2 separate regions of the Homo sapiens genome follow, and region 2 is linked to region 1. A link is a loop called in an ENCODE intact Hi-C map of the cell type or tissue named here. Cell type or tissue: MCF 10A. All regions are shown on one strand. Each heading gives the region's core, and the rest is flanking DNA. Links, peaks and the distances in the headings are about the cores only. Region 1 has its middle 25 kb from the start of YTHDC1. Region 2 has its middle 45 kb from the start of TMPRSS11F.

Evidence for each region. A loop is a pair of places that touch in the nucleus more often than their neighbours do. Peaks named below come from ENCODE experiments on the same cell type or tissue, not always from the same donor. Only the 100,000 strongest peaks of a DNase experiment are listed, where the experiment ranks them.
Region 2: a loop joins it to region 1, with 5 times the contacts of the local background. A loop is called at or near these places in 8 of 110 quality-filtered maps.

The regions. Positions count from the first base shown.
Region 1 is chr4:68,367,284-68,382,727 of GRCh38, reverse strand. It overlaps the pseudogene MT2P1 and the pseudogene LOC124900917. Among named protein-coding and RNA genes, the nearest start is that of YTHDC1, 25 kb to the right of the region's middle. In MCF 10A, for the core only: a CTCF peak has its summit at 6,579 (motif pointing right); a DNase peak (open chromatin) is centred at 6,557.
Region 2 is chr4:68,167,094-68,182,537 of GRCh38, reverse strand. It overlaps the pseudogene FTLP10. Among named protein-coding and RNA genes, the nearest start is that of TMPRSS11F, 45 kb to the right of the region's middle. In MCF 10A, for the core only: a CTCF peak has its summit at 6,794 (motif pointing right); a DNase peak (open chromatin) is centred at 6,807.

The sequences.
Region 1 (15,444 bases), core at 3,080-11,079:
CTCGGCTCACTGCAAGCTCCGCCTCCCAGGTTCACGCCATTCTCCTTCCTCAGCCTCCCGAGTAGCTGGGACTACAGGCGCCCGCCGTCACGCCCGGCTAATTTTTTTTTTGTATTTTTAGTAGAGACAGGGTTTCACCTTATTAGCCAGGATGGTCTCGATCTCCAGACCTCGTGATCCGCCCACCTCAGCCTCCCAAAGTGCTGGGATTACAGGCGTAAGCCACAGCGCTCAGCCTATTTTAATAATTTTTATATCAATAATATAATACTAAAAGATTCCTGAGATATGTTATTTTTATTCAGATTTATGTCAAGGTGTCCATCTAATTTCAACATTACTTTGCTATTCAAAAATGTAAGAACCTAGATATTTTACCTTCTTATAGAGAATAATAAGAGAAATGTCCTTCTCCCTGAGCTAAATCAGTTATTAACACTCAGTGAATTGAGTGATTGATCTTTTGAAAGTGAGTACTATAGATTATTTTTAGTTGCCTTACTTATAAAATTGTGGCAATGACCTAGGGAGTCTGTGACTTAGCCTGATTCAGAGGGATGGATCAAAATCAAAGGTGGAACCAAGTCTCACAAATCCTACTTCTTTTGGGAACAAACGTGAGGAACCGGTGACAATAATCTGCAACCATCAGACAAATTCCAAAAATAAAAATAAAAATAAGCAGGACCTTATAATTCTGACACAATCAAATCCCAAGGGATTTGCTTATTCAACTGTCTTTGAATTACAAAATAATTATTTTGGAACTGCAAAATTATTTTGAAATGTGATATATTTAAAAATTCACGGCCAGGTACAGTGGCTCAAGCTGTAATCCCAGCACTTTGGGAGGCCAGGGCGGGCAGATCATTTGAGGTCAGGAGTTTGAGACCAGCCTGACCAACATGGTGAAACCCCATCTCTACTAAAAATACAAAAAAATTAGCCAGTCGTGGTGCCTCATGCCTGTAGTTCCAGCTACTGGGGAGGCTGAAGCAGGAGAATTGCTTGAACCCGGGAGGAGGAGATTGCAGTGAGCCGACATGGCACCACTGCACTCCATCCTGGGCAACAGAGCGAGACTCCATCTCAAAAACAAAAACAAACAATAAAATAAAATTCACATGAAACAACTGGAAAAAAGAAATATTATGATTAAAATGAAGAGAAAAGCAGCAGGAGCATTCATTTACAGAGTGAATACAAACCATTTTGCTCTAATAACCAGTTTCCTTAGATAATCTTTCTGAATTTATTCCTTTTCAATTTACTTAGTCAAAGAAATAAGTAACCTAACTTTTTTCACTGGTTAGAAGGTGAAAGAAACAGACGACAGCTGAATTACAGTCATCACTGCGTGATTTCATAAGCTGTTACTTTCCCAAGTGGTAAAATCTATTCTTCCTTACCATAAAAAAAAATACACATTTCTCCCTTTGAACTTTTTGAAGCACTTTATTCAGCAGCAAAAGACATTCTTTAGATCCCCTGAGATACAAAGGTGGTATTTTCTCCAAGATGAACATTCACTATGCCATCAATTAATCAGTGATGTTAAAACACACTGAATACAATTAACTGTTTTACATGCCAGCATAATACCCTCTTAATAGTCACATTAAACATTAAGAGAATACTATTTCAGCCATTTCCTCTAATAGGTTGTGCTATATAGTCCTTTGCCTTCTTTTTCTTTTGTGATTATTCAAAGGAGGCAAGACAATAAGAGTATGAAGCACAGGGTAAGTACAAGAAAATTTTGCGAGGCACTGAACTCCTATAATAATCTTCATTCAAGATCATTAATATAGTAGTTTGAAAAAGATAAAATGAAAGCTTCAATCTAAATAAGTTCTAAAGATAACACATCAAGATCCATAGATGCAATTTAATCCTCACATTATACATTATACTGATTAACAAGGTAATTGCAAAATAAATTCCATGGTGGAAAAATATCAAAATATCAACAATATGTATCATGTGGAAAGGTGAGGTTTTTGATGATCATAGTACGTTCTTTTTTCTTTTGAAATATATTTTCTACATTTATGTATACTAATACTAATAGATATGTCAATTCGAACTTTGTGGCTTATCTCATTATTATCATTTACCTAAATAAAACTAGAATTAAAATATAACTACTGTGGTATTTATCTTCCTCTAAGCTTAGAAAAGATATAATAGCAGGACATCATCGAAAGTGTGAGAATTCAGTGTGCACATGCTTAGACGGCGTTGACTTCCATATACTCCCTTAAAGTTCCCTATTCCTCATATTTCAGATTCTACTACATATAGTTATTTTTAGACTATCAAGTCACAAAATTGAATTAATCACACCCTTCATTTCATTGCACATTTTCAGCGTCTGTGCAATACCCCTTTTTAAATTTTACCTTTCTACTTTTTACTACCTTTTTCCCATGCATCCACCATTCTCACCTCACCCCACCCTTACATATTTAATTTATACCCTACCAGTATATCATTGCTATATTCATTTAGATATATGTGTATCTTTAAAGATGAATTTGGTGTTTCTGGGCATATGCATGTAATATCCTTGAAAGTTATTCTTTTATAAATCTCATATTGTTTATTCCCCAATTTGTCATGATATTTTAAGAGCCATCCAGATAAATATTAATCTAGAACATTATTTCTGAGTGCTGAATATAACTTTATTATGTGTCTATCCCTTATTTTATTTCCCATTCCTCTGTCAATGGACATCTAGACTTTCTCCATTCTTACTACCACAAACATTGCTGTGAAAAATATTCCTAGGGACATGTGCAAGAGACCTAGAAGTGTAATTGCTACATCATTGAGAAAGTATAAAGATAGTTAATTTACCAAGTACTTTCAGGTTGCTCCCTGGAATGGTTGCAACAGCTTACTTTCCCTTAAGTTGAATGGGAGGTCTCTTATTTCCCAACATCCTCATCACTGCATGATATTGTCAGACTTTCCAATTGTTTTAATTTGCAGTTCTCTGATTACAGAGTAAGGGTAAGTCACTCTTCGTTTGCTTATGAACCATTTGGGATTCCCAGTTTATTTGTGTATTTTCTGTTTCAATAGTAGAATGCAAACTTCATAGGTGCTGTTGTTTATTTGCATCTCCATTCCTTTCCTGATTAGTTTTAACATAAATTTGTCTAGTCAATCTTTTAAAAGAAAAGCCAGTTTTGAGTTTTTATAGTTCATAGTTATATGTTTAGAATACGTTGAATGAATGATGAATAAGTAAAAAAGGAATGTCATTTGCTGTGTAACAAACAACTGCACAACTCAATGACTTATAACAACAAACTTTTTATCCTCACTCACCAAGTGCCCACCTACCTGTGGGTAGTTGTGGCTCTGAAGAGGCATATTGGGCATGGCTCCAGCCTGCAATTTGAATGAGGTCTGCAATGAGAGGAAACTGTTGTTTAGATTTTTTAAAACTTAGATTTATAGTTTACATGTTCCAAATTCCTTTTCTTTAAAATATAGGAAAAAAAATGATACCGAATATTTATGACCCAGTAAGCCTAGGAAAACATCTTGCAAGCTGAGTTGTCATGAAAATATCTTGAGTAAGATTATATTTGATTATTCTCTCTGCTTTAGTACAACTTAATATGTTTTACTTATATTTTCTGACTTTCATTGTAAAGATGATAAGCCTCTCCAATATGGCAAATTATTTTACTACAGAGACTGTCTTAACATAACATCTGCCCAAGGTTTATTTTAAAAAAAAAAAGAGCATGTTTCAGAAAATTGCATGAAGTCATCAAACATGTCTTATGTCTCATAGCAGAGTTGCTATTCAGTCAGTATACATGACCATACAAGTTGTTAAAATATTGAAACAATCCTATATACATGGTAAATAGAAGCCACTTTGAGACCCTGCCCCATGCCTCTGCCCCAGCCCACCAGAGGTGTACTCATAATCCGGACATGAAGGGCACAGCATCCAGGAAGCTGCTCTAGCAGTTTGGCTGGTGTCTGTTCTGATTGGTCAGTGCCCTATGTTGTACTAATTGTTATATATTTTAAATATCACGTCTGAAGATAGGAAATAGCGCAAATTCTCATGTACAATGTGTAAATAAACTCATGGGATTTTGTCGGGGGTGGGGGTTGGGCTTTGTTCCTCCAACAAATACGCACATATACATACGACATGCATGACACCTATGTATACGCTCCAAAATCTCTGGGATAAAGAAAGCAATACAGTGTGTCTCTCTTCCTGAAGCTGTTTATATTAAAGATGCCTCTGGCAGTTTTTCATCTAAACACGTTACAAAGCTTCACTTGTTCCACACTTTTCACATCTCTTGGTTAACTTCTGGATTGATTCCTTGTCTTACTTGAGCACATCCTCCCAAAGTGTTTTCAAACAGAATTTTTGTCAGCCTTCTGAGGCCTTGTGTACCTTACAATAACTTATTTCAGCCTTACATTGAATTAATTGGATATAGCATCCTAGCTTCAAATTTCTCTTATTTCAACAATTTCTCTGTCCTCTTTCTATCAAATACACTCAGCCCTATGTATCTTCAGGTTCTGCATTTACAGATTCAAACAACCTGGGACCGAAAATATTCAAGAAAAAACCAAATTAACAATTAAAAAAATACAAATAAAAACCAAAGCAGCATAACAACTATTTACATAGCATTCCTATTGTATTAGGTATCATATGTAATATAGAGATAATTGAATGTATACAGGAGGATGTATGTAGATTATGAGCAAACAGGCCATTTTATATAAGGGAATTGAGCATTCCTGGATTTTACTATGAAGGCAGTGGGTCCTTGAACCAATCCTTGAAGATACTGAAGAAAGACTGTACTAATATCACTCTTTCGTCCTGCAAAATTCTGTCACTGTATCTTACCTTTTCTCTCAGTTTTTTAGCACTGCTTTGTCCTTCCTGAGTCCTTCTAGAAGAGTTGATTGACCTGATCTTTCAGCTCACTAATTTGTATTTCAAGTGTGTTCACTCTGAAAAGCAGTATCTAAAAAACATCTATAAGGTTTATCTAATACCATACTTACTGAGTTATTTCAGTTATTAGGTTTTTCATACTGAATATCTCCAGTTGGTCCTTCATAACTGATTTTTCTGATTCATGTTTCTAATTTCCTCCTTTGGGTCTCTAAAAATATTTTTAGTCCTTTTAAAACAATTATTACACTTTTGAACATTTTTTTCTATCTGATCCATTCATTTGGCTTCCTCTTTTATTTTTATTTTTTTAGCTTCCTCTTTTAAAGATATCTGTTTGCCTACCTTCTTTTCATAATACATACATTCTTCACATTTTGTGATTTTGTTATTTTTTTCCTGTGAACATACAGTCCCTTATGGTCTTGGATGATATTCAGATGATTTAATAACAAGGACAGCATGGACACCAACTAATCCTAACAGAATGCTGAACATATTAGAACAGATAGATGCTCACTGTTAACTACCTGATATGGGCTCAATGACTGTCGTCCTAACTTGAGACTATCAGCTAATCATACTAATTAAGTGTACTATTATACCCTGATTAGTATCCTCAGATTACAAAGTTATTGTACCAAAAATCTCCTCCTAAAGACCCAATTCTGATGTCAATTTGATCTAAACTGGTTGACAACATAATTTCTAAATCTTTTCCCTGCAATGATTAAAGTATAATCCAACAGCTTCTTAAGATTTAAAGATAAGATTTTCAAGATCATAAAAGGTTTAACATAAGAAAGACTGTACTAATATCACTCTTTTGTCCTGCAAAATTCTGTCACTATGTCTTAACTTTTCTCTCAGGTTTTTAGCACTGTTTGTCACTTCCTAAGTCCTTCTAGGTAAGGACTAAGATAAAATAATTCCAAGAAAAGACCTCATGCTAGGAATAGTCTGTTTACCATCCAGCAAGAGTATTCTTTTTATTTCCAAATTAGATAACCTGCTACAATCATGAATTATTTTACATAGTTTATTTATATTAAAATTTAATAAAACAGTGGTAAAGTTTATCTGGTACTTTAATACTATTCTCTTTTTTTTTTTTTTTTCAAGTCAAAGCTGTTTTATTATCATTCACATTATTTCATAGAAAAAGGAATGTAGCAAACGTCAGGGTCAGGGTTGTACATAAAAAATCCAGGTTTGTAGAGGTCGCGTTATTTACATCTGGGGGCAGGGCTGTCCCAGCATCAGGCACAGCAGCTGCACTTGTCCGACGCCCCTTTGCAGATGCAGCCCTGGGCACACTTGGCACAGCCCACAGGACAGCAGGAGCAGCAGCTTTTCTTGCAGGAGGTGCATTTGCACTCTTTGCACTTGCAGGAGCCGGCGCAGGTGCAGGAGTCACTGGCGGCACAGGAGCAGTTGGGATCCATGGCGAGCTGAAGAGGCGGCTGGAGTCGGGACAGGTTGTACACGGGCTCGCTGGGACTTGGAGGAGGCGTGGTCAATACTGTTGTCTTTTTAAACTTTTGTTCAACATTTCAGTATCAGACTATTTCTTCTTTGGCACTTGCTTTCAATTCGCCTATCTTGCCACTAGATGGAGAGGGATGCCACTAGGTGGAGGGTGATGCCTACCACTAGATGGTACTTAAACTTACCTTCTTGCATTCAACAGCCTAAAAGATAGCTGTTTAAGTTTAACGTGTATATACAGGGTCTTGTCTTAATATGGTGAAAAATTAATGTTCCAGTTTCAAAAGCGAACTTATAACATCTTTTTTCCTCTAGGTCATTGAAACAAGAATTCTCTCTCTCTCTATCTTTCTCTTTCTCTCTTTAAATTGTTTTTACAGACGGGGTCTCCTTCTGTCACTCAGGCTATAGTGCAGTGGCATGATCATAGCTCACTGTAGCCTTGAACTCCTCGGTTCCCACCTCAGCCTCCCCAGTAGCTGGGATTACAGACTTAAGCCATCATGCTGACGAGCCTTCTTTAATACCTATGCTAAAACTCCATGTACTTATTTGGGAAGAAAAGGGAAGATGGTTAGCCCCATGAATAGTGACAATAATAATAATAAAGTTATCACCATTTCAGGATGGTGCTGTACATGCCACCTGCTGGAGAAAAAAGATGTGGGAGGTGTTACACTGACAGCCTGAGGGTTCCCCAGGAATTCATTTAGCCTCATTAATTCGGGGAAGGGTAGTTATTCCACCAGCAAATTCCAGCAAGCGAAATGGCAGCTTTGGACATTTGGGCCTCTCTAGTTTCTTTGAGTTATACAGTGCTTCCTTATAGAATTTATTTCCTTCCATGGATCTTACTGTGAGTAGCCAGATATCTAAATCCTGGGCTCATGCACAAGTAACCCCCAGACCTCATAAAATTATACTGCTGTATATTCGTACACTTACATTTCAAGTCTAGCATTTGCATCTAAATTCATTTGGCTGCATCATAATCAAGTCACATAATCTTGCTTTCATTTTAAGTCTTACAGGCTTCAACTAAGTTTAATTTTGAAAACAAGGCAGGGCGCGATGGCTTACGCCTGTAATCCCAGCACTTTGGGAGGCCAAGGCGGGTGGATCACTTGAGGTCAGTAGTTTGAGACCAGCTTGGCCAACATGGAGAAACCCCGTCTCTACTAAAAACATGAAAAATTAGCCAGGCGCGGTGGCTCACACCTGTAATCCCAGCACTCTGGGAGTCTGAGGCGGGCAGATCACTTGAGGTCAGGAGTTCGAGAATAGCCTGGCCAACATGGTGAAACCCTGTCTCTAATTTAAAGAAAATACAAAAATTAGCCAGGCGTGGTGATGCATGCCTGTAATCCCAGCTCCTTGGGAAGCCGAGGCAGGAGAATCGCTTCAACCGGGGAGGCGGATGTTGCAGTGAGCCGAGATCAGGCCACTGCGCTCCAGCCTGGGAGACAGATCGAGACTCCATCTCAAAAAAAAAAAAAAAAAAAAAAATTGAAAACTGTAAAAGGAACATTTTTTTTACTATATACTTGAAAGATCAAAAAAGAAGTGTCTATCTACCAATACAGAGCTACAGTAAGAGGTCACTAGACATTAAGTTATTTATTTCACTGGTAATAATTTTACATGGTTGAACGTTCATGTTAAGTTTCTCACCATGCGAGATGCGAGATGATTCATAAATACATTGCTGGGAAATACTGGGGAAACAGATCGTCTAAAGACTTAATTGCGGCCGTGCGCGAGGGCTAACCCCTATAATCCCAGCAATTTGGGAGGCCGAGGCCAGAGAATCACCTGAGGTCGGGAGTTCGAGACCAGCCTGGCCAATAGGACAAAAACCCCATCTCTACTAAAAATACAAAAATTAGCCTAGTGTGGTGGCGTATGCCTCAAATCCCAGCTACTCTGGAGGCTGAGGCACGAGAATCTCTTGAACCCGGGAGGCGGAGGTTGCTGGTGAGCAGAGATTGGCCACTGCACTCCAGCCTGGGTGATAGAGTGAGACTCCATCTCAAAAAAAAAAAAAAAAATCTAATCGTAATTCACTTGTGGTGAGAATTAAAATCTTCAAACTAGCCAAAGAAATTCATAGTTTTTAAATAATATGTCACTTTCCTTTTCAAAAGCATTGACAAATGTATTAATCATGACTGACAATATGGAACAAAGATTGCTGGAAGGAGTATAAACTGGCATAACTTTTCAAGAGAGCAATTTTGCAATCATTATCAAAAATTTGAAAAGTATTCATATTGTTTAGGGAATTTTATTTATTTATTACAGAGAAAATTACGTAACAACCAAAAAATTTAAAACTCAAGGGATGGTTAAACAAATCCTAATACATAGTTCTATTTCCATTACAATCAACATCGAATAAGCTTTCCGTGCCTTAGAGGTTAGAAGGTAAAAACTACGTTTCCCAGATATCTTCGCAGGGAGGGCTGCGGAAGGGTTTGGGTTCCGCCAATCAGATGCACCGTGTGCAGCGGCAGGGCGGCTGCGGTCCTTTTGGATGCTGCCAAGCCAGGCCGAGACTGCTTTGTTCTGCCAATGGCAGCCTCGGGCTTCTAGCGCTTCCACCTGACACTGCTGCCTTTGGATCGCAGGACTACCCATGCCATTTCTGGAGAATGGAAGTTGTTCCTAAACGCTCACACAGCGCCTGCCCCTACAATTCCAAACAGTTTGTAAGCCATCTAATGGTTTGCAGCCAGTGATAAATTCCTTTCTGCCTATTTATTCTGGAAGAGCAGTCTGCAACTGAACCATATCAAATACAGTATCGATATGGTAGAATATGGCACATCAATTTAAAAATCAAGGTTGTTAACTAATATTTAATGGCACAGGGGTAAATTCTGTAACTTTTTTATGGACACAATTTATTTTTCACTGATTTATAACTAGATCACTACTCATGCCAAAAACTATTTTCGTAACGGCCTGTGTAGTCTTTCAGAGCGAACAATTAAACACATGTGAGGAGTTTCGCTTCGTTGTAGGGAAAATTAAAAATGATTTTTAAACACAATACCAAAAGGATTTCCCTCCTTGACTCGGGCGCGATTCTGTGGGTGTACTACCCAATTTATCTCAAAAGGTTTTATTTTTAGGCTTAATCCGTGTATCAACCAAAGTAGCCTGTCTTAGAAATTCAGGCAAATTTGGCTCAAACTTATTTTACAAAATAGTGGAATTCCTGCACTCCTCTGGTTTCAGTAGTGCAACCAATTCTTGGGAAAGAGAAGGAAGGTGAGAGGGTGGCTTAGATATTTTTTCCTAACAATTGAGTGATTTTTTGCTTGCTGTCCCCATTTTTCTTTTACAAAAGGGGAAGGGAACTCTGCCTCTTACCCCTCTGATGCGAATTAGACCACTTCCCTTAGCAGGTAGAAGCAGCACAGTCAATTTTGGTTTTAAATGATTTTTTTCTGCCTGCATTTCACAAGTCTACTGAGTCATTACATTATCATTTGAAAACACTTTGTAATCAGAGAACACATCAACATGTTCTGCATATGTTTGGGATAAAGAATATGCAATGTAGAAAAAAGGTAAAGTTAGTCATTCAGAGGAAGGACTATAAAACATTTTCTGAAAATGCCCTTTTTTGTATTTTTTCTTAACATTTTAGAATATAATTTTAGAAAGGAGCATGCTTTGGACAGACTAGAATTTAGAGCTCATTGTGTGACTTACCTTTGTTGTCCTATTAAATCTTCCCAGGATGCCACTACACCCACTTCAGACCCGTGAGCCTCAAAGTGTCTAGGAGGCGGTTTGATATGCAGACTAAAGTGAGATGTAAGATCACATAGCTCTTGGTTCAAGTTTGAGTTCCTTTATTACTTTAGTTAACCTAAGTGTCTTTTTTTTCTTTCTTATTATGTTGACACTTCAGAGAATAAATTTCATTTTTAAAGATGTTTTATAATGGCATCTTTTAAAATGAGATTATAGGCCAGGCGCAGTGGCTCACGCCTGTAATCCCAGCACTCTGGGAGGTCAAGGTGGGCTGATCACCTGAGTTCAGGAGTTCAAGGCCAACCTGGCCAACATGGTGAAACCCCATCTCTACTAAAAAATATTTTAAAAATTAGTGTGGTGTGGTGGTGCACACCTGTAGTCCCAGGGAGTGCTGAGGCAGGAGAGTCGCTTGAACCTGGGAAGTGAAGGTTGCAGTGAGCCAAGATTATGCCACTGCACTCCAGCCTGGGCAACAGAGCGAGACTCCATCTCAAAAAAATGTATAAATAAATAAATAAGGATTATAATAGCAATTTACTTATAGGGCTATTATAGATTAAATGAGCTAATGCATGCATTTAAATTTTAGCATGGAAGGGTCTAAGGCCCTAAGTGTATGTAAATAGTGAAGAAATTGACCCAAACTGAACTTTTTATCTTTCCTCCGATACTGAGTATTCTGTATTCATTATCTGTGATTATGATGAGGACATCTTTTAGATCAGCAGTCCCCAGCCTTTTTGGCACCAGGGACCAGTTTAATGGAAAACAATTTTTCCATGGACAAGAGAGATGAATGGTTTCCAGATGAAACTATTCCACCTCAGATCATCAGGCATTAGTTAGACTCTCATCAGGAGCTTACAATGTAGCTCCTTCACATGCACGATTTGCAATGGGGTTCACGATCCTATGAGAATCTAATGCCACCACTAATCCAACAGGAGGTGGTGCTCAGGTGGTAATGCTCACTTGCTTGCCTGCTGGTCACCTCCTACTATGCAACCCAGTTCCTAAAGACCATGGACCAGAATCTGTGTCATGGGGGTTGGGGACCCCTGTTTTAGATGCTTTTTTTTTTTTTTTTGAGACGGAGTCTCACTCTGTCGTCCAGGCTGGAGTGCAGTGGCACGATCTCAGCTCACTGCAACCTGCACGTCCAGGGTTCAAGGAGTTCCCTGCCTCAGCCTCCCTAGTAGCTGGGATTATAGGCTCCCACCACCACGCCCAGATAATTTTTGTATTTTTAGTAGAGACGCGGTTTCACTGTATTGTTCAGGCTGGTCTTGAACTCCGGACCTCGTGATCCACCTGCCTCGGCCTCCCAAAGTGCTGGGATTACAGGCGTGAGCCACTGCACCTGGCCTTAGATGCTTCTTGAGAACATTTGTTATTTACCTCTCTGAGCTGGGTATAATTTTGATTCTTTTAAATTAAGCCATGAGAAGAAAATGTCAGAATAGCAATAATATTACCTACTACTCAGGGATTTAATAATATTTAGAAAATGTAAACTAAAATGGTTGTTACTAACAGCAATTTCCGCCTCAGAAGACATATACAAGCAGTCAGAACACTTCTCTCTTTTGAAGCAATCATCTAGTCATATTCCAAGACCTGACCACTTATTGTGGGCAAAACTTTGTGTCTTCTCTCTTCTCTCTAAAAAATAGAGCCACAGTAAAACTACTGCCAATAATGGTAACAATGTTATTATATTAATTTATATGTTATGTTATTATTATTGTAGCTACTTTTTTGTACTTACTGCTATATGCCAGATAACACCCATGCTTTATCTGCTAAATCTGCCCAGTGACTCTCTGAGGTAGATATTTTGATTCCCATGTACTGTCACAGAGGAGGACACAGAGTACAAAGAGGTTAACTTGATTAATACAATCAACTGAATAGCTCCTAAGTGGCAGAGTCTGGATTCGAACAGAGAGCCCCGATTCTGGAGTTCTTAAAGAGATATAGATAAAATCTTGAAGAGTTCAGCTGCCCACCAACCTAATCTAATCACTAAGTGTTTTATTAATTTCAAACAGGTGAATGGAGTCCCTTGAATTGCTTATCACTTGTTTGTTGTTGTCTTTTTTTTTTTTTTTTTTGAGATGGAATCTCCATCTGTTACCCAGGCTGGAGTGCAGTGGTGCGATCTCGGCTCACTGCAAACTATGCCTCCTGGGTTCAGGCCATTCTCCTGCCTTACCCTACTGAATAGCTGGGATTATAGGTGTCTGCCACCATGCCTGACTAATTTTTGTATTTTTAGTAGAGACAGGGTTTCACCATGTTGGCCAGGCTGGTCTCGAACTCCTGACCTCAGATAATCCATTCTCCTTGGCTTCCCAAAGTGCTGGGATTACACGCGTGAGCCACTGAACCCGGCCATTGTTGTTGTCTTTTTTTTTTTTTTTTGAGACAGAGTTTCTCTCTTGTTGCCCAGGCTGGAGTGCAGTGGTGCCATCTTCGCTCACTGCAACCTCCACCTCCCGGGTTCAAGCGATTCTCCTGTCTCACCTGGGACTACAGGCACGCACCACCATGCCTGGCTAATTTTGTATTTTTTAGTAAAGATGGGGTTTCTCCATGTTGGTCAGGCTGGTCTCAAACTCCCAACTTCAGGTGATCCGCCTGCCTCAGCCTCCCAAAGTGCTGGGATTGCAGGCGTGAGCCACCGCGTTTGGCCCTGTTGTTGTCTCTTGAGGCAAGGTCTCACCTCTGTCTCGCAGGCTGGAGTGCAGTGGCACGATCACAGCTCACTCCATCCTCCCACCTCAGCCTCCCAAATAGCTGGGACTACAGTCATGCAACACCACACCTGGCTAATTTTTTAAATTTTTGTGGAGACAGAGTCATGCAGTGTTGCCTAGGCTGGTCACAAATTCCAATCAATCCTCTTGCATCGTCCTTCCAAAGTGCTGGCATAATAGGCATGAGCCACAGCTCTCCCAGACACTTGTTAAAATGGCAGATTGCCAGGCCCCACGAAGAGCCTCAAATCTGATATCTGGGATTAAGACTAGAAATCTGCACTTTGGACAAATTTTCCTTGTGAATCATATACACCGTATAGTTTGAGAACTTCTGATCGAAAGGATGAATTTCAAACTCCCTACTTGTACATTAAAAACAATGCCTTGGGCAGTGCCTGCTTTGTAATAGATGCTGAACAAATACATGTGGGAAAAAACCCAAGGAGCCAGGAAGAGAAGAAAGCAAGGATGACTAATCAGGCTACTTAATTTTTGGATAAAATTAAGTCTTAAGATGAAGGAAAGGAGGATAGACTAGATCCTCTACAGACATTTTGCACATATTAATTTCAAACTTCAGTCAGCTTTCTGCCATATTTTTCTTTCTCCAAAAGGTTAGGAAGCCCTTGAAAAACAAATACAATGATTAACTAAGTGTACATTTAACCACCGAATTTCTAAATGCCTTTCATTCTTTTCTTCTTTTTATTACAACTTTCTCTGCTTGCACTGGCATGCAAACTGGTTATGCTGGTCAAATGAGTCAATTCAGAGGAAAGCGTTAATTTAGATGAGAGCGTGTTTGTGTTGAAATCTTCCAGAGGCACACATAGTCACACGTGCACAAAAAATGTGGCTTCATATCTGTGTTCCAGTCAGTCTAAACAATTTTTTAAATATTCCTGGAAATTTGTCCTGGAAGCTGCTTTAGAAAGTTTGGCACAATTAAGTCCAGACTTACCCAAGTAAGAAGTTCCCTTTCGATTTTTCAACCACTTCCTTCCCCTTATCCCCACCACTGGTTAAAAAGAAAAAAAGAAAAAACAGTGATATACTTCTACCACATTCCACTATTTAGAATAATAGAAAATTAGAGCTAAAACTACTAAAAGCCATGCTTAAAATTTTTATAGCATTTAATGCTTGTAAAGGTAGTTTCATTTCACATGCACAGCTCATTTGATCTTCACAATAACTCTGTGGTTGACATTTTATAGATGAAGAAATCGAAGCCATGTGACGTGCCCAAAGTCAAGGAAAGTTCAAGCTCCATATCGTTTTTCTTTTTTTCCTTTCTTTCCTTTTTTTTTTTTTTTAATTCTTTTTAGACAGGGTCTCATTCTATTGCCTAGGCTGAAGTGCAATGATATGATCCTGGCTTATATCAGCCTCCACCTCCTGGACTCAGGGAATCCTCCCGCTTCAGTCTCCCAAGTAGCTGGGACTACAGGCATGTGGCACCATGCCCAGACAATTTTGCAGGGGGTGTTTTTTGTAGAGATGGGGTGCAGGGGTCTGTCCTGCAGACCCTGACCCAATGACAGATGAATAACGTGCACTGACACAGATATTCTGCTTTGCCAGTCTGGCTGAGCATCCAGACCACTTACAGACACCAAGAAGAGTGCTGTAAATAGTTGGAACCTCCAGCCTAGACACAGCAAGACTCACATTCATTCAGTAAAGATTAATTGACAAAGGCTTGAGTCAACACCACTAGAGGGTAATTGACATTGCGGACCTCCCGAGTAGAAAGCAATTAAGCACACTAAGATTAGTCTTAGGACCACATGAGTAAACAAGCTAGTTAGATAAACTCCCCCACATTCCTTTGTATCTACTTTAACCTATTTAACTAAAGGTAAAGGGACTAGGCTGCCTTCAGCTAGATCTATTACTGAAGTTATGCAAACTCTCAGGCCTTCCAAGAGGGTTTGTGGCTATGATAACTAAAATTTTTCCCACCAGCCTGACTGAACCCCCACAATGGGGTTTCCCCATTTTGCCCAGGCTGGTCTCAGAACACCTGGGCTCAAGTGATCCACCCCACTGAGCCTCCCAAAGTGCTGGGATTACAGGCATGAGCCACTGCATCTGGCCATGAGTCCAATTTCTTACTGGACAAAGGAGAAAATATAGGAACAGAGAGAATAATTTATATAGAGTTGATTGAATGCTGGTCACTGGTAGAATCCAGAGCTGTTGATATCTTCTGTTTATTCTTTTTTTTCTTCTCTTTACTAAATACTTCTTTGATAATTTTGATGTGACAGGCATTCTGCTGGGGCTCCATAGTAACTTAAAATGTATCTATAATTATAATTGTTGTAATGGAGACAAGTACAAATGCAGTGAGAATGTAACTAATAAATGCAGGTTAGTCACTCAATGCTTGCAGAGCCCAATTAACAAAAGCGAGGTCTGGTATAAACAAAGTGATTTATTTCCCAAGCTAGCTTAGGGGAA
Region 2 (15,444 bases), core at 2,945-10,944, 200 kb after region 1:
GAGGGCTCCGCGCTGGTTTTGCGTCTTCCACAGACTCTGGGCGCCCTGTCGCTTCTCCTGGGCCAGCTCTCAGAAGTGGCCCATGCCCTCCAGGGTCACGTCGTCGCGGTAGAAATGGAGGATGAGAGAGAGGTAGGTAAGGGAAGCCCGCAGCTGCCGGTGGACCAGGCTGCTGACGGCGGCTTCCACTTCGGTGCAGTAATTCTGGCTGATGTGGGAACTCATGGTTCTTTGGAAAGGAGCTAACCAGACACGCACACAAAAGAAAGGCTGAATTGGTCTTGGGCTGGGGGATGATGGGAAGGCCCAGAAGATGGTTCTGGAAGCTGCGGTGGGGGTAGGGGTGTGGGGAGAAAGTTAAGTAGGGGCCAGAGACTGGAGGCGGGAAAGAAGGGAGTTCAAGAAGGAGGTAAGCATGGTATGTCTGCAGGTGGGTTTTTTGTGTGACACAAATGTTAATTTCTGGCCATAGTCCCAGTCCCACAGTCCCCAGAAGCGAGCCTAGGGCCCTGTTTTATGAACCACACAGTCTCCAGGCGTTAAGTGACTACAGTCTGTAATATTCACTTTTAAAAAGTTAAAATTTTTATCGGTATTTACTGAACATTTGATTTAGTGTCTTGACAAGTCCTTATACAGTATTTAAATTTTATTTGAGCTTCAATGACCTAGATTAGATATATGAGAAAATCTTTTACTTACTGAATTTTCTTCTTCCAGAAAGTGTGGATTTCACACTATCTACTGATAGCCATTTTGCATTTACCAAAGATCTAAAATAAGTATATGTGTAATAATAGTTGTCCTAAAATTTTATTAAATCACTTTTAAATGGCATTTTTAGTTCCTTTATATCATAAATAAACTCAGTTTCTTAAAACATTGAAATACCAAAGGCCTTTTAAAGTAGTCTTAGCATATTAAATTTCAGTTATTAATGATCTTGATATTTAATGCCTTTGGTGGTAATTAACATTACATATTGTATTCATTATCATCATCATAAATGAAACAGCAGTGCTTAACATTACTGAGTTGTTACTATGTGTCAGGCACAATTCCAATGACTTTGTCTGTATTATCCCAATTGATCCTTCTGTCTATTCCATGAAGAATACTATTATTATTTCAACTTTATAGATGAATAAACAGATACCAAGAGGTTAACAACCTTGTCCAAGAATGCAGAACAACACCCACTTTACACAATCCTGCCTCTTAGTCATAGAAGTCCAGGATAAGGAAGTGATTTTAACCAGAGATGTTGACAATTCCCATTTTTGTGGGAGTTTTTGTTTGTTGGTGTTATGTGTTTGTGTGTTTGCTTGCTTGCTTTTTCTGAAAAGAGTGAAAACTCCTTATAGTTTTGGGTAATACCTAACACTAGTAAGAAGTCCACGCTGGGGAATGACATCAGCATTACTTTCACAAAGGCATTTATATTTGTAGGGTATTTTATATTTCTCACTTGAGCCTATGTAAAAATGCCCTCTGAATCATGGTCTGGCAAATTTGGCTGTCATTCAGGTGGATCCTGGATGCCTATTCATCTAGAAGGGGCAGAGGAGATTAAAGGATCTAGTCTTGGGGTGGGGGTAGGAGTAGAGATTATGGAAAGTGATACTAGTGACTGCTAAGATTCTAATTTTGTAATTTTATGTTTTTAAGCCTTCAGATGAAGTTTGAATACTAGTGTAATTGTTCTATGTGAATCCATGCCAGAACTCTATCTGGGAGTTGGAATCTTTTTTGCTCCCATCTGTCTCTGAGAGCCAGAGTTTATTAATGTGGAATAGAAAACTCCATTTTCTTTGTTAAAAAATCATTTTTTTTTCAAATAAATATTTGTATACCTTAAAGTGAAAATAGCTTGATGGTATCTGACAAATTTTTAAGCTACAACTTAAACTGAATTCTGTATGTTACTGAATTAAAGTTTGTTAATGACAAAACTTTGCAATGAGAAGTAGCAATGCAGATGCAGCTGTTTTATGTATTAAAAATTTTATGAATTATTTATTAAAATCAAATACTGCCAATTAGTATTATGTCTACCATACGGTATTCAAAACAAATTGATAATTCCATGGATATTTTAAAATATTTTTAAACATACCATAAACAAAATGTTACAAATTAAAGTATGCTCTACTTAATTATATAAACTTGTAAATAATTTTTTGTTGTTGTTGTTAAAAAAGAACTACTACCACGTTGGTTGTTTTCTTCACAAAATAAATTAAGAAATGTAGAGATAGGGTCTCACTATGTTGCCCAGGCTGGTCTCAAACTCCTGGCCTCAAGTCATTCTCCTGCTTTGGCTTCCCCAAGTGCCAGGATTACAGGCAGGAGCCACTGTGCCAGGCCAATAAAATACAATTTTTAACTATGTTTCCTGATAGTTTTGATGTTATCATTAAGAGTAGTGCAAAATTTGACACAGCTAGTTTTAATTAGAAATATTTATCTTAAATATTTTATACAAATTAATTAAATGTGCATAACAAAATGCATGCAGTTCATTCATAGTACAAAAGAGGTTTCAATGAAAGTGTTTTAAAAGGGTATGACAATGTAGATTGTTTATTACACATATTGGATTTCTATACTTTAAAATCCTGAGATTAAGAAAAGAAAAACAATGATTACTTTAAAAGATTATTCTAGGTATTTATTTAGTTTCTATCAGAAGAAATGAAACCTCAGAGAGCTCAGTGTTTTCCAAGTCCAAAAACTTAATGTCCAGTCAATAATCATAATTTTTTTAAGTTCTGGGAAGGATGCTTCTTTTAGAGCACTGCAGAGTGAAAAACTGGATTATCACTGGCTTGGTGATTTTTTGTTATATAGCTGACCTAAACTGTTTTATATTTGCTCCTCATCTCTCCTTTATTCTTAAATATTAATTAGGCCTTTTACAGTGTCTGTGGGGTGATACAGGTTCTGTAACTCTGATTTTTCTATAAAACCAGCATCTAGATCAAGTTCCCTTTCTACTGAACCCTTTTTGGAGTTTGGTCTTTTCAGTTTTCAGCTGCTTATGTTTCTTCCTTCATTCATTTCTTTCTTCATTCATTCTCAGCCACAAGACATTCTACATGGCTCTTTGGATCCGATAAACTGCTGAATTTGTTTTTTTGCTTATTATTATTCTATAACATCCTTGGAAGCATTGCTTTAATAATGTAGAGTTTTTGGCTCTCTCATTTTCTCAGAGTGTTGAGTCCTGTCAAAAACAAAAACAAAACCAAAAAAAATGTAAAATCTTAATTTGTGGCATGTGTTCCTCTTAGGAAAGGTTACTCTTCTGGGAAAGAAAGGGACTTGGGCCCTCCACATCCTCTGAAGAGAGTGTGTATGAACGCTAAAGATGGGTCCTTCCATTCTTACCCATATTCTGCTGGGTTTTTATTTCATTTTATTTTCCTTTCTCCAACACTCCTATATGGGTAGGAGCTATTTCATGAGTCTGTGTACTTACTGTTATAAATGAGCCTGCTCAGATTGTTAGCCTCCCTGTTTCAAAAGAATAGTTGACTTTTGTAGTCATAGAAACCTCTTAGCATTTTCCTACAACTAAAAATCTATATGTTAGTTTCTATTCTATTGATGGAAAAGGTTGATAGGACCATCCCATCACTCTTAATAGTTTCTGGGGTGGGTAGCAGCCTCGAAGCAAAGGACAGCAGTGCTGTAGCATAGAAAGGGAGAATGTAGGGGAGTTCAGCCAAGCTTTTATGAGGAACCCTCTTCTGCACCTAGGAATCTGGAATAGTAAGAACTTTGGTACTTTCTCTGGAGGCAACGTTTTTTGCTTTTGTTCTTGTTGATTGAACCATATCAACAAACTTTTTACGTGTTGTTATATTGAAATCCATTAGTATATCTTGCATTTTGAATGGATATTTTATTCATGCATGATTCTGTGACATAATTTGTATGTCTTTTTGAAAATGTTGGTTAACTGAGTGATATGGTTTGGCTCTGTGTCCCCACCCAAATCTCATCTTGAATGGTAATTGCCATGTGTCAGAGGAGGGGCCTGGTGGGAAACGATTGGATCATGGAGGTTGTTTCCCCCATGCTGTTCTTGTGATAGTGAGTGAGTTCTTATGAGAGCCGACGGTTTAAAAGTGTGTGGCTTCCTTCGCTGTCTCTCTCCTGACGCCATGTAAGATGTGTCTGGCTTCCCCTTCGCCTTCCACCATGAATGTTGTTTCCTGAGGCCTCCCCAACCATATGGAACTGTGAGTCAATTAAATCTCCTTTCTTTATAAATCACCAGGTCTCAGGTATGTCTTTACAGCAGTGTGAGAACAGACAACTACACTGAGTTAAGTAAATATTCCAAATGTTGACACCTTTCATTGTACTGTGTCACAAAGTCATGTTCATTAATATCACTGATCACATTATAAAATCTTTTAAGTATTATGGGGATGTCAGGTTCACGGTAGCACAAATAAGTTTACCAAAATTCTAATTTTCTTAATAAATCTCATATTTCATAATTAGCAACAAATAGTCATTTTCTGAAAATATCTGCCACATGCAGATTCTAAATATATTAAATACTGATTCTGATTCTAATAGGTTTTCAGTCACTCTTAGCAAATAAAATGTTGTTCCACGGTAAAAATGATGCATTCACCTTGCAAATCATAAAATTACTTCAGTGCTTTTACTCAAGATTGCCATTCAATTCAATTATGCAGCAACCATGCTTATGTCTACCTCTCTTTTGTCATTCATAACAAAGACATGTATGTACTCAATTTCAAAAGGCAATGCAATTTATAATCTTTAATGTTTCATCCAGGGCATTCTTAAATAAAGTTGGATTTTTTTTTTTACTGCAAATGTATGGCAGTGAAAAATACAATGATGCAATGACTCCTGGTACAGTTTGTTGCCTTTACCTTGATTTGCTAAAAGTCCCAGCCTTTTTTGCCACTAATCTATTTTCACTGTTAGTTTGATTTCACAGACTTCCTGAAAAAGCCTCAGAGACCCTTAGGGGTCTGCAGAAAACACTCTGAAAACTGCTGATCTATTCTAATTATTCTAATAATTATTCTAAAGAAAAGTTTATATAACTAATACCTACAAAATAATTTCATCAATCCATAAATATCCAAGAACTGTTCATTTATATACTTATGGTACTACAGAAGCATATGGGACAGACAGCTAACCCAGAATGAGGGGTGGGGGCAATCAAAAGTTTATCAAGTAAACGCCCCTGAGATGAGTCCTGTGGGATGAATAAGAGGAAGCTCAAGAAAAACTTCTTGGTGAAGGGATGGAGGTGCTTGGGAAGGGCACCCAAAGCAGAGAAAACAACATTGTCAAACACTGTGACTGAATATACTATCATGTATTAGTCAGGATAGGCTAGATTTTACTGTGGCTCCATACACTTAAATCTCCATAGCTTAGCACACCAAAATTTACTTCTCACTCATAGGTATTGACAGTAGGATGACTCTCCCAGGCTGCTGGATTAGCAATGCAGGCTGCTTTCATCTTGTGGCTATGCCGTGTGAACATTTGCCTTCACAATCCTAATCACAGAGCAAGAGAATGCTGCTAATAGACCCACTAACAGAATGAAAATATATCCACTAATGCTCCTAGATCATTTGCCAAAACTTGTTAAATGGCCCCTTTTAACTTTAAGGAGGCTGAGAAACATGAGACAGAACATGTATATTTGGAGATACAGAAGTTTCTCTGGCCTAATTTGTTGAAAAAGACCGCTGGCACTAATTTCTACTGTAGCAAAGAACAAATAGTTTTCACAGAGTAAACAGTAGAGGGCTCTGGGAATAAACTAGAATGATGACTAGTAGGCAACAGTGCAGTTCCAGATCAAAGAGGAGTAGAAGTAGAGCCTGGAAGGTTCTGACAAGCAAGAGATGCTTTCTGGTGTAATGATCAAAAGCTCTGTGCTAGTATTGAAGAAGTTTTATCTTTAATTGGGTAGAAAAGGGAAAAGGAAACAAGTACAATGTTGGGATGAGAATTCTTTAAAATTGCACAGATTTATAAGTCATCATGCAAAGAAAAAAGTTACGTAAAACTGCTCTGTAGTTTGTCTCTGCTATATAAAACACGAGTAGAAAAAAAGACTAGAAAAAATATAGGACACCAGAGTGTTTTTTTTAAACAGAGTTTATTCTAGTGATATTATGAATGATTTCTGGAGTCTGTCTTATATTTTCCATAATGAGCATGGTTACTTTATAACCAAAAGGAAAAAAAATTCATTAACCTTTGTTTAAAGAAATTTCAATTTAAATGAGATATTTTCAATAAATCATTAGTCATTAAATATTGATGAGATATTTATGAATATGGTGAACATATTTTCCCAGCCTAAATTGGGACATTTAGCTTGATATAAATGAATTGAAAATTTTGCATCGAACAGTCTTGGAAAATCATATGGTTGCGTAGTCATAAATAACTGAAATCCTATAATTATGTTTCTTTAAGCTCAAATGGGACATAATTGTATATGACAGATTTATCATTTATTTTTGCTTTCCATAAATGTGTTAATGAAATTTGTTAAGCTAGTTTTTATAAACGGAATTGCATTTTAAATTACCAGAATAACTTGATGTTTAAATACATTCACTATTTTGAGTTTTTTTTTATGTAAAATATATATGCACATATATACTTGCTTAAAGGATAAAAAGACATTAATTACTGTCTCTGACATCTCAACTTCTGTTTTTTTCTTTTCTGCGAGAACACCCCTATGTTCTATCACTTTTCCCAGCAGAGGGCACTACAACCCAAGTATCAGGCTTCTCATGTTTCCCCTAAATGTCAAACGTAACATTGTTAACTTGAGAAGTCTCATAAATGAGCAAAATACAATCCCAGCAGGAGACAGAAGAATAGACAAAGTGAAAACCTACCCCCCCCATCCTTATTTCTGGCAAATACAAAATATAAACCGTGATTCCATTAAAAAAAAAAACTCATTCTTGCAAAGGACAGTAACAAGTTCCATGATAAATAAAGATGTATTTAAGTAATAGATTCTGCTCTAAAAACCACATAACCAAGTGGAAAGTACCAGTACACAGCAAATGCAATGCAGGGTAATTATAATAACTGCCAGGTTTAGAACACTACACTCTGTTTTATACCTCCAGCTGCCTACTTGACCACTCCAAATAATGCAAGGCCCCCAAAACTTAATATGTCCACCCCATTTTATCATTTGACTTACATATGTGCTCCTCTTTATATGTTCACCCATTTATTTAATGGCATTACTGTTCTTGAAAATTTATTATCCCCTTTAATTTCTCCTTTTCTATCATCTTTCCCCATCAGTCCTAAGTCTTGATGGTTTCCTAACTAGTCTTGCAAGTCTTTGGTGATTTACTAATACATGAAGCATAACTTTTTATCTTTTTTTTTTCTTTGTTGAGACAGTCTCGCTCTGTTGCACAGGCTGGAGTGCAATGGTGTGATCTTGGCTTACTGCAACCTCTGCCTCCTGGGTTCAAGCAATTCTCCTGCCTCAGCCTCCCAAGTAGCTGGGAGTACAGGCATGTGCCAACATGCCCAGCTAAGAAAGATAACTTTTAAAATTTTATTTTCAAGCCCTTCGTAATCTAAATGGTATCTAAATTCCCAGTCCTGCCTATGGGTTCCTCCCTTTAGCAACACAACATGCCAATTAAAACTCTAATTTCCTTCAGAGCCCAGCTCAAATTTCATATAAAAAAGACTTGGCAAAAATTATTCTCTCCTCTCCCGTTCTCTGATGACATGTCATTTGTATTTTTGTTAGAACACTGTATTAGTCGTTTTCACACTGTTGATAAAAACATACCTGATTCTGGGCAATTTACAAAACAAAGAGGTTTAATTGGACTTAAAGTTCCACATGGCTGGGGAAGTCTCACAATCCTGGTGGACAGCAAGGAGGAGCAAGTCACATCTTACATGGATGGCAGCCAGCAAAGAGAGCTTGTGCAGAGAAATTTCCCTTTTTAAAACCATCAGCTCTTGTGAGACTTATTTGCTATCATGAGAACAGCATGGGAAAGACCTGCCCCCATGATTCAATTACCTCTTACTGGGTCCCTCTCACAACACTTGGAAATTCAAGATGAGATTTGGGCAGGGACACAGTCAAACCATATCATTCCACGCTGGCCCCTCACAAATCTCATGTCTTCACATTTTAAAGCCAATCATGCCTTCCCAACAGTCCCCCAAAGTCTTAACTCATTTCAGCAGTAACTCAAACATCCATAGTCCAAAGTCTCATCTGAGACAAAGCAAGTCCGTTCCACCTATGAGCCTGGAAAATCAAAAGCAGGTTAGTTACTTCCTAGAAACAAAGGGGGTACAGGCATTGGGTAAATACAGCCGTTCCAAATGGGAGAAATTGGCCAAAACAAAGCGGCTATAGGCCCCATGCAAGTCCAAAATCCAATGGGCAGTCAAATCTTAAAGCTCAAAAATGATCTCCTTTGACTCCATGTCTCTCATCCAGGTCATGCTGATGTAAGAGGTGGGTTCCCATGGTCTTGAGCAGCTCCATCTCTGTGGCTTTGTGGGGTACAGCCTCCCTCCCAGCTGCTTTCATGGGCTGGTGTTGAGTGTCTGCAACTTTTCCAGGCACACGGTGCAAGCTGTCAGTGGATCTAACATTCTGGGGTCGGGAGGACGGTGGCCCTCTTCTCACAGCTCCACTAGGTGGTCCCCCAGTAGGGAGTCTGTGTGGGAGTTCAGACCCCTCATTTCCCTTCTGCACTGCCCTAGCAAAGGTTCTCCATGACAGCCCTGCCCCTGCAGCAAACTTCTGCCTGGACATCCAGGCATTTCCATACATCCTCTGAGATCTAGGCCAAGGTTCCTAAACCCCAATCCTTGACTTCTGTGCACTTGCAGGCTCAACACTACATGGAAGCTGCCAAGGCTTGAGGCTTGCACCCTCTAAAGCCACAGCTGAGCTCTACATTGACCCCTTTTAGTCATGGCTAGAGCAGCTGGGATGCAGGGCACCACGTCCCTAGGTTGCACACAGCATGGGGACCTTGGGCCTGGCCCACAAAACCACTTTTTTCTCCTAGGCCTCTGGGCCTGTGATGGGAGGGGCTGCCGAGAAGACCTCTGACATGCCCTAGAGACATTTTCCCCATTGTCTTGAAGATTAACATTCAGCTCCTCATTACTTATGCAAATTTTTTCAGCTGGCTTGAATTTCTCCTCAGAAGATGGGATTTTCTTTTCTGTCATATTGTCAGCCTGAAAATTTTCAGAACTTTTATGCTCTGCCTCCCTTATAAAACTGAATTTCTTTAACAGCACCCAAGTCACCTCTTGAATGCTTTGCTGCTTAGAAATTTCTTCCACCAGATACCCTAAATCATCATCTCTCTCCAGTTCAGTTTCTTTTCTTTTTTTTTTTTTTTGAGATGGAGTTTCACTCTTATTGCCCATGCTGGAGTGCAATGGTGCAATCTCGGCTCACAGCAACCTCTGCCTCCTGGGTTCAAGTGATTCTCCTTCCTCAGCCTCCCTAGCAGCTGGGATTACAGGTACCCACCACAATGCCTGGCTAATATTTTTTATTTTTAGTAGACATGGGGTTTCACCATGTTGGCCAGGCTGTTCTCAAACTCCTGACCTCAGGTGATCCACCCACCTCAGCCTCCCAAAGTTTCACAAATCTCTAGGGCAGGGGCAAGATGCTGCTAGTCTCTTTGCCAAAACATAACAAGGGTCACCATTGGTCCAGTTCCCAACAAGTTCCTCACCTCCATCTGAGACCACTTCAGCCTGGATTACTTTGTCCATATCATCAGCATTTTGGTCAAAGCCACTGAACAAGTCTCTAGGGAGTTCCAAATTTTTCCACATTTTCCTGTCTTCTTCTGAGCCCTCCAAACTGTTCCAACCTCTGCCTGTTACCCAGTTCCAAAGTCGCTTCCACATTTTCGGGTATCTTTTCAGCAACGCCCCACTCTACTGGTACCAATTTACTGTATTAGTCTATTTTCATGCTGCTGATAAAGACATATCCTACACTGGGCAGTTTACAGAAAAAAGAGGCTTAATTGGACTTAAAGTTCCACGTGGCTGGGGAAGCCTCACAATCATGGCAGAAGGCAAAGAGGAGCAAGTCACGTCTTACATGGATGGCAGCAAGCAAAGAGAGCTTATGCAGGGAAACTCCCTTTTTAAAACCATCGGATCTCATGAGACTTATTTGCTATCATGAGAACAGCATGGGAAAGACCTGCCCCCATGATTCAGTTACCTCCTACCCTGTCCCTACCACAACACATGGAAATTCCGGATGAGATTTGGGTGGGGACACAGCCAAACCATATCAAACCGTAATCACAGTCTGTTTAAAATAATGTGTCTATGTCTCTTTTCTCTGTGCCATTTTTATAAAACAGTAGTTTTGTAGTTCAGTAGACAAACAGCCTACTGAACACAGCAGAAGCTTAATATGCTGAATCAAGTGGCACACTGATAGTACCATGATTCGGTTACCTCCTACTGGGTCCCTCCCACAACACATGGAAATTCCAGAGAAGATTTGAATCAGGACAACCAAACCATATCAAACACTAATCAGAGTCTGTTTAAAATAATGTGTCTATGTCTCTTTTTTCTATGCCATTTTTATAAAATTATGAGACAAGCAGCCTACTCAACACAGTAGAAGCTTAATATGCTGAATCAAGTGGCACACTGATAGTACAAGCGGGGGATCTTTATACTTGCATGCTTGTTCATTTGTGCTATGCACTGCTTACATCCACTTCCTCATGAGAACTGCACTGGAAGAGCTCAGGTTTATATTTAAAAAATTTTTAAAGATTTATACAAACTTTAAGGTTTTGCCCAGAAAAAATATTGTCTTTTAATAATATTTTCCAGGTTAAGGTTTGTTAAGGAATAATAAAATACATGAATGAGTGAAATCCTTCTTAGTAAATGCTAATGAAAAGAACTTTTCAAAAATTTTATTGTTTAAATACTTTTTCTGGGCCGGGCGCGGTGGCTCGTGCCTGTAATCCTAGCACTTTGGGAGGCCGAGACGGGCGGATCACGAGGTCAGGAGATCGAGACCATCTTGGCTAACACGGTGAAACCCCGTTTCTACTAAAAATACAAAAAATTAGCCGGGCGTGTTGGCGGGCGCCTGTAGTCCCAGCTACTTGGGAGGCTGAGGCAGGAGAATGGCATGAACCCGGGAGGCGGAGCTTGCAGTGAGCCGAGATCGCGCCACTGCACTCCAGCCTGGGCGACAGAGCGAGACTCCGTCTCAAAAAAAAAAAAAAAAAAAAAAAAAAAAATACTTTTTCTGGATTCCAAAAATAAGATTTTCAGATTATCTCTTGTATAAAAGTAAATTTGAAGGAATAGAAAAACCCCATACCTCTAAAAGTAGCTTTTTCTTCTTGGTTCTGTCATATTTTCTTTGACTAAATATTAGCTCTGGACTAATAAAATACTTTTCTGGTACATCTTCCCTGAAGGGCTCCTAAGGGTTTTATACCACAGAGGAAAATTCTAACTGAAATACTGACATGGGGATTAATTACAAAGAGACATTAGTGCTTGTATGTAATATAGTCTGGTAAACAATTCAAAAATACTACTAGGTCATAAAAATTCCACTTAATTTTTTTTGCAAGTATATTATGTTTATGAACACCTCCAGGCTGCTTATAACTCACCCACCTCTTTTTATGGAACCTTGCTGCAAAAGCATAGATATCTGAATCATAGATTTCTACATTTGAAGTCACTAAATTCAACTTCTCACCCAGTTGAGAGAATCACTCTTTCTTTGCTTGAGCACCACTGAAAACAGGGATCTCCTCACTTTTGAGGATGTTCCTTTGATTTTGGCTAATAAAAATTATTAAAATGAACCAGCATTTGTATAGCTCTTATTTGTATAATTTTTAGTGAAATTTCCTAATGTGGTTTTCTCTTTATCAGCATTCTGATGATAAACATTCTAGGGTGAGATCATACCAAGATAGAATAGTTGTCCTAGAATGGTCTAGGAAGGCACACTAGAATAATAATTTAAAGTGTGAGCATCACAAACATAGAAAGACAAGTATCACTTGTTCTCTCACTCATGTGTGGGAACTGAAAAAGTAGATCTCATGAAGATAGAGTAAATTGGTGTTTACCAGGGTCTGGGAAGGGTAAAGGGAAGGGGAGAGATGAAGAGAGGTTGATTCGTAGGTACAGATAATACACTTTGATAAAATAATTTTTTTAAATCAATTTTCCATCAAAGAGTAAAGAAAAAGTGTAGGCATTCCCTGACATTGCCAAGCTATATGAACTTAAACAAGTTTCTTAAACTCCCCAAGTTTCCATTTCCTTGTCTGCAAAGTAGGAATCATAGTAGTTACTACCTACATTTGTACATGAATACAATAAATATAAAGCATTTTGCATAGTGCCTAGCAAATAGTAAATTTTTTAAAAAGTAGTGATCTCTTATTACAGAAGAGATAATTTTTTGGGAAGAGATAATTTGAATTGGTATACAGTTGAGAAAAGGCTGGCATTTAGATGAGGGGATTAATGGTCAAAGGGCTGAGCATGGCACAAGTGGGAGCACTAGGAAATAAATGCCCATTAAAGAGAATAGGGATAGGTTGGGCACATGGGATGGATCTAAAGGAGTAGTTCCCTAGGGGCAGTAGTGGATTGCGGAGTTATCACAAGAAATCCTCAAATCCATTAGTACACCAACCCATGCCTTAAACTGAATGTATATTACATACCACTTCCAAATATGAATAGATGTTGCAATTCTTAAAATAAAAATTCATTTAAAACAGCCAGTGAATGAATAGATATTTTGATTTTTTTTTCTTTTAAATAGAGTCTCACATTGTCTCCCAGGCTGGAGTTCAGTGCCACAATCTCAGCTCACTGCAAGTTCTGCTTCCCGGGCTCAATTGATCCTCTCACCTCAGTCTCCCAAGTAGTTGGGACCACAGGTGTGCACCACCATGCCTGGCTAATTTTTGTTTTTTTTTGTAGACATGAGGCCTCCCTGTGTTGAGCAGGCTGGTCTCAAACTCCTCGGCTCAAGGGATCTGCCTGCCTCAGCCTCCCAAAGTGCTGGGATTACAGACGTGTGCCACCACGCCCTGCGATATTTTGATTTTTATCAATTTTTATCTTCTTCAGGTCTCTACTTGAATCTTATATCTTCAGAGAGGTTTTCTCTGGCTTTACTATCTAATATAGTCTCCAGGTCTTTTTCATTCTCCAGTCCCTTATTCTGTTTCAGTTTCCTTCACAGCACCAAACGCAACCTGGCATTGTATTATGTATCTACTTGTTTACTACCTATCTCTTCTCTTTGAATATAAATGACCATGAAGGCAAGGACTTTGTTATATCACCACCGTCACTCCAGCATCTAGAACACTGCCTACACATGGTGCACCTTCAGTAAATATTTGCTAAATAAATAAACAGATTCACAAAATAGTAGTTTCAAATGCGTACTACAAGGCCAACTAATTAATGTTATATGCAGCCCTTTTCATCTTCTCAGTAAAAATTCAAATTAAAGTAGCATCAGAAGACTCTTTTCTCCTTCTTTATAGTCATCATTGAGTCTTTGCCCGAAATAATAACTTCTTATTAATAAATGAGTTGCCATAGAAATTGGCCCTATTACTATGAGATACCTAAGAGGGAAATGAAAATCTTTTTTCTAAAGGGCTGCAACTTAAACACGTTAAAGAACATTGCTTTTGAGATACAAGTACAAGACATAAATATTCATTTCGTTGCTCAAATGGTAAGACATTAGTCAAAGCTTCCCGTAACCCCAATCAAGTTAAACCTCTAATGTATTATTTTAAATTAGGTAGTGCATGTTGCCACTTGGATGCCCACTCATCCACTACCAACACATGTTGAACTCATACAACCTCAACCTCCACAAAAGAACACGTCATGAGATTACTTAATGTGTAATCGAAACAAAATCTGTTTCATATGTTAATTAGGTCAACAAAAGATATATTTAACATTCGATAAGACATTAGTGTGATCTAAAGTATTCACTGTACAGTGTTCTGTCTGGACATCTCTATTTTTACTGTCAATGTTACATTATCATGTTTATTGGGTTCCTTGCCCTTTATTCCGACATCTGCAGAACCAAATCGGTTAGATTGCCACTGATTGTAGGGCAAATGTTCATGGCCCCCAAATTAGATAGAGTTGTTTTCACTTCATTCTCTTCCCTTGAGAGAGTAGAAATAGTGGTCCTGTTGTGTTCTTTTCTTTCCCCAAATCTGGCTGCAGTTCTTTAAACACAATACATTAGCACGTTTGCTCTGGATATTTGGTGAAGAATGCATACTATGCATCAATATAAATCTCAATAGTGTGCAAGCAAACAATTACCTATAGGATAACCTGCTTATATATTCTGCTATTGCTACATCAGAATTATTTCTGACATGTCTGTCTCTAAAATTTCCTAAGCGTCACCTCTTGCAATCAAGATATTTTCAGTGCTAGAGATTTGAATAGTTGCATGTGTAACTCCCTTCCACCCACTATGCCATCTGTTACCTACGAAGTATAGCAGTTGGAGTCAGGAAATTTGGCACAGTTCTCCAAGTGGGGCAACCTCCTCTACCTTCTTGGAGCCTAGTAAATAAGGTTCTCTTTTCTGTTCCTCTTTCGTCTCTCAATCAAATAACTGTAAATAAACCCCTAAATGGTTTGATTAGCTATTGAATAATGGTAGTGATCATAGGATGGCAAACTGTTTTTAGTGTGGATTTTTTTAGAAAATAGAGCCCAAGGCAATTCTAGGGATATGCAATTCTAGGGAAGAAGGACTGAGGGAAAGGGATCAATAGAGAAAGAAGGGATGAGGATGGAAAGCAAATGTAAGGGGTACGTTACCAATTGGGCTAGAGTTTTATATCAAGCTAGTGGGATATCTTTGGAGAGTCTATATGAGCCACTGTGTTTCTGAATGATTTGTCTAGGGAGAGGAAGGGAGAAGAATTCACCTTCTTGTATCTGCCATTGGAAAAAAATTCCTCCCATGACACATCGACTGTGACACAGTTTTAGGTTGTACCACCTGGCCCTCTAGCAGCTATGAGGAGGCTAGATCACAAAACAGCAGTGACAACATCCACAGTGGCAGCCACACTGCATGGAGTAAGCTAGTGAGTGGAAGCAAGTCAGTGACACTTGCCACTGTCCATGTATAATTTGCAACCTCACAAACACAACTGGGCAAATCAGTGCACCTCCACAGTGTCTCAGAGGTGATGGAAAAACTCCACGTGGGAAGCAAGAAATGCAGAGTAAAGAGTGAGGGAATATGCTGTCAGATTTTGTTTGAGAACCCCCGGAGGGACTGGGAACAGG